2 separate regions of the Mus musculus genome follow, and region 2 is linked to region 1. Evidence: chromatin loops called from intact Hi-C (ENCODE). Cell type or tissue: gastrocnemius. All regions are shown on one strand.

Region 1 (2,500 bases):
CTCTGACCCTAGCAGGCACGTGTGCTTACATACATGTGCACTTGTATACACAGGTGCAGACATACACATATCACAGAAAAAGGAAAGGAATGAAGTCTCTACCTAATACATGTCACAACGTGGATCAACCATGGAAACTAAGGGGGAAGAAGCCAGACAAAGGCCACTCCTCCCATGAAACAGCCAACATAGGCAGGGCAGTTGAGAGAAAGACTCACGTTGCCTGTGGTGGGTTGGGCTTGAGGGTAAATTGATACAGGGCCACGTTGCCAACAAGAGAGGCCTGCTTTACTTTTCTGAAGATGAAGACCTATTCTAAACTTAATTATGGTAATGGTTGTAAAACTCAGACTATAATTTAAAAAAGAAAACTATGTTGAATTGTATCCTTTCTGTAGGTGGATTGCATAACTTGTAAGTTATATCTGAATAAAAGTACTTTTTAACATAAAAAATTACAAAAAAACCCTCTACATGTATGAGTGTTTGTTTTTTTAAAATTTATTATTTTTATTTTATGTTCATTGGTGGGTTTTTTTTTTTTTCGAGACAGGATTTCTTTTTTGTTTGTTTGTTTGTTTTGAGACAGGGTTTCTCTGTGTAGCCTTGGCTGTCCTGGAACTCACTTTGTAGACCAGGCTGACCTTGAACTCAGAAATTCTCCTGCCTCTGCCTCCCAAGTGCTGGGATTAAAGGCGTGTGCCACCACATCTGGCTGTTCATTGGTGTTTTGACTGCTTGTATGTCTGTGTGAGGGTGTTGGACCCCTTGGATCAGGAGTTACAGACAGTTGTATGCAGCCATGTGTGTGCTGGGAATTGAACCCAGCTCTCCAGCTCCCATGTAGGGAGGCGTGTTTTGCTTGTGTGTATGACTGGTGCTTGCGGAGGCTAGAAGAGAGCATGGGATCCTTTGGGACTGGTGTTACAGATGGTTGCTAGCTGCCATGTGGTGATGGGCCTTAAACCCAGGTCCCTGGAAGAGCAGCCATCGCTCATAACCATTGAGCCATCTCTCCAGCCCCTGGAAATGCTCTTTAAATAGAGCAAACCAGAGCTGCCACTGGCCCAGCAGGACACGATAACCCCTATACCTCTACCCAGGTTTCTGTGCTCACTTTCCAGATGGGCCTGGTCCAAAGGAGACTGTGGGTTGTTGAACGAGGTCAGGGGTCTCAGAGACCAAACTCCCTCCTCCCTCTAGGATCTGGTGACCACATACCTGCCTAGGGATTTCAAGCAACCTCCCCTTTCAGTGTAGGACCACTTGTTTTAGCAAGGGCCCTGGATTCCATCGAAAAAAAGAAATGACATTAGATTCACAGGCCAGAATCAGTGCAAATCAGGAGGCAATTATAGAAAGGTCAGTGTCAAAAGCAGGAACACATGGTTCCACTAGGGGGCAGTCACAGCCCAGCTTCGGCTCTCCCAGTGCCATTCAGGCACGTGCCAAAAGGGTTGGCTTTCTAAGGTAAATTCATGGTTTTGGTGGAAGGAAAGGATACAAGGACAGAGGGTGGGGTTGAGAGACTCACTCTGGGCTAGGGGTCGGGGAGAACACCTACCAGTGGGGCCATCCACTCAAAGAGGTTGACACTCTCCCCATCATTGATGTAGTATGCTTGCCCGCTCTGAGGGTGACAGGAGGGAAGAGGTACAGTCAGGTGTCTGCCCACAGCCTGATCCCCTCTTTCTCCTGGCTCCTGGAAGCTCCTTCGGCCCTCTTGTCCCCCTAAGCAGTTCTGGGAAGAGACCTGGACAACACCTTAGTAAAGCAGTATGTGGTTTGACAACGCTAAAGAAAGACAGGGTAACTCTCTATGAAGAGCTGTAATTGGCTTGGCAGAAATGATGGTATTCTAAAGAGACATGGATGTTGTGGGCCTGGTGTCTGTCAATCTGACTATCAGACTATTCAAACAATAGACACCCCCCCCCAAAAAAAAGAGAATTTCTTTAGGGTACTCATATTGGGAAACTGGAAGGGCCCTAGCCAGAGGGGAGTTTATCTCCTTTCATTCAATTGTAACAACTACTCAGACCACCTAACAGTTGAGGACTAAGCCCACTTAGTGACCTTGAGCAGGACTGTGGAAACGTGCATATTCCAGGGACTCTATTTAAACTTTAATCTCACTTCAGGACCCCAAGACAGACTGGAGGGATCACTGGGTCCTTTTAACTCTTGTTTTTCAAGACAGGGTTTCTCTGTGTAGCCCTGACTGTCTTGGAACTCGCTCTGTAGATCAGGCTGGCCTCGAACTCAAAAGATTCATGTGCCCCTGCTTCCTGAGGGCTGGGCTAATTTGATTCTTATAATTGGCTTCTGAAGGATTGACTTTGGCCCCGAGTTTGGTAATAGGGTGACCACCCTGACAAGCTGTGTGACTCCGAAGGACTCACAGGACCTCACTGTACTTCATTTTCTTCAGCAAGATGAGTATCATGAGGACTGTGACATGCTTCCGTTGGAAGCTGTGATGTCACAGGGTCACGGTGAG
Region 2 (2,500 bases), 69 kb after region 1:
CAATACTCAGATACAGCTACACCATACACACTCCACACACAGATACAGATACACACATATATACACTCCACACACAGATACAGATAGATACATACTCACACTCCACACACAGATTCAGATAGACACACACACACTATACACACACACACACAGACACACACTGTACACACAGACACACACACACACTGTACACATACATACACACACTCTACACACACACACACTCTACACACACACACACACACACACAGTAGCATCTGATGACTATGGAAATGGCCTGTCAAGCTTACCCTTGACACCCTTGGTGGCCCATCGTTGGACTTGGGTATATCAGGGTTTTCACTGTTGTGGGCAAGTGGGCTGACTGAAGGCACAAAGCTGTCTACTGCAGTGGGATGAGCCACTCTGCAGAGGACAGAAGACACGGGATGAAAAGGCCGGAAGAGTGCACACGTGGGCCTGTCTGTGCCTCAGCTTTCTTGCAGGCACTTCACTCTCCTTAACTAACTGTGTGAGGGGCAGGTGATGCTAGGATGTGACCTGCAGCACCTACAGTTCTCAACAATGCTTTCGGTTTTCCCTCGATTTGGTTATAAGCAGAGCTGTCACAAAACAAAGGCCTTGAAAACAAAGGCTGCTAGGGCTCCTGTACTGGTGTTGCTCACCTCACATTCCTTGCCCAGGACCAGATTTCAGGAAGAATATGTGTCAGGATATGTGAACTGTCTGATTTCAGGAAGAAATTAGCACTTGCTCAGGATATGTGAACACACACTCCTAATTACTGCAAACACTAACACAGTGCCTAGGCTATGCCGAGCACTTTCTATATAGTAGTTCTGTAACCCCATGAGACCGACACTTTTCTGCCGAGGAAGCTGAGGATTAAGTGATTTGGCCAAGATCGCACAGCTAATGGACCGCGATGGAGCTGGGATTCATCGAAAAAGCTCTGTCAAGTCAAGCTTGTAACCAAACACTACACTGATTTTCTGAATGAGCACGAACCGTAGTTCTCGGCACAAGAGACTGTCTCATTAAATGACTTAATGCTGTGACTACCTGTCCCGCCTTTGAGAGGCTTGCTGCCAGGCACCAGTCTTTTTCTTTCTTTCTTTCTTTCTTTCTTTCTTTCTTTCTTTCTTTCTTTCTTTCTTTCTTTCTTTCTTTCTTTCTTTCTTTCTTCCTTCCTTCCTTCCTTCCTTCCTTCCTTCCTTCTTCTTTCTTTCTTTCTTTCTTTCTTTCTTTCTTTCTTTCTTTCTTTCTTTCTTTCTTTCTTTCTTTCTTTTCTTTTCTTTTCTTTCTTTTTTTTTTTTTTTGGTTTTTCGAAAGAGGGTTTCTCTGTGTAGCCCTGGCTGTCCAGGCACCAGTCTTAACCACCCGCTTCAGGAAACAAGGCTCTGCATCCTGTGGCCACTAGGTGGCGCTGCCCTCTTCCAGGATACTGTGTGCGCAACACTAATCACGCACCCTTTTTCCATTTTGCACTTGAAATAGTGTGTCATGTTTCAGCCTGTGGCTTTTGCCCTGCAGATATCTGAGAGAGTCCATTTCTACACACATCACCTTTGACACTGAGGGCCCTCCTGCTCTTCTGCAAAAGTGGGCATTTAAAATTTTTAAGTTATATATATATATATATATATATATATATATACATATATATATATATATATATATATAACTTAAAAATGTGTGTGTGTATGTGTGTGTGTGTGTGTATATATATATATACACACACACACATATATATACACACACATATATATATACATATATATGTATATGTATATATGTGTGTGTATATATATACAAATATACATACATATATAAATTTTATTAAGAGGTTTTCATACAGTATAAAATATATATTATATGTGTATAATATTTATATATATTGTATGGAAATTATGTATATATATATATGTGTGTGTGTGTGTGTTGTTTATATACACACACATATAAACATATACTTTTCTAGACAGGGCTTTTTTGTGTAGCCCTGGCTGTCCTGGAACTCACTATGTAGACCAAGATAGCCTTGAACTCACACAGTGCTCTGAATGTCAAAGTGAAGAAATTCAATGAAGCGCGGGTAAACGGCAGGAGTAACTATGACTCTCTTAAGGTAGCCAAATGCCTTGTCATCTAATTAGTGACGCGCATGAATGGATGAACGAGATTCTCACTGTCCCTACCTACTACCCAGCGAAACCACAGCCAAGGGAACGGGCTTGGCGGAATCAGCAGGGAAAGAAGACCCTGTTGAGCTTGACTCTAGTCTGGCACAGTCTACCTGCCTCTTACTCCTGAGTGCTGGCATTAAAGGCATGTACCAATATGTCTAGCCCATACAATATATTTTTATCATGTTTTTCTCCAACTCCTCCCAGATCCCTCAGCCCCCGACCTTATGCTCTTTTTCTCTCTCCCCTGAAATACTCCTAGAGAAAACTGATCTTCTTTCTGCTTGTGGGTACCAACAGTGAGTAGCTTCTTC

Evidence for each region. Hi-C counts contacts between places; a loop is a spot of excess contacts. Peaks named below come from ENCODE experiments on the same cell type or tissue, not always from the same donor. Only the 100,000 strongest peaks of a DNase experiment are listed, where the experiment ranks them.
Region 2: a loop joins it to region 1, with 5 times the contacts of the local background. A loop is called at or near these places in 21 of 42 quality-filtered maps.

Annotation. Positions count from the first base shown.
Region 1 is chr7:120,822,402-120,824,901 of GRCm38, reverse strand. Gm5737 (predicted gene 5737) reads right to left here. Exons shown (of 12, transcript NM_001370881.1): 9 at 1,565-1,630. Among named protein-coding and RNA genes, the nearest start is that of n-TLtag1, 12 kb to the left of the region's middle. In gastrocnemius, a CTCF peak has its summit at 1,398 (motif pointing right); a DNase peak (open chromatin) is centred at 1,412; H3K27ac peaks cover 290 bases.
Region 2 is chr7:120,753,792-120,756,291 of GRCm38, reverse strand. The region is part of intron 3 of Vwa3a (von Willebrand factor A domain containing 3A); the gene reads right to left. Among named protein-coding and RNA genes, the nearest start is that of Vwa3a, 15 kb to the right of the region's middle. In gastrocnemius, a CTCF peak has its summit at 1,424 (motif pointing right); a DNase peak (open chromatin) is centred at 1,421; H3K4me3 peaks cover 430 bases.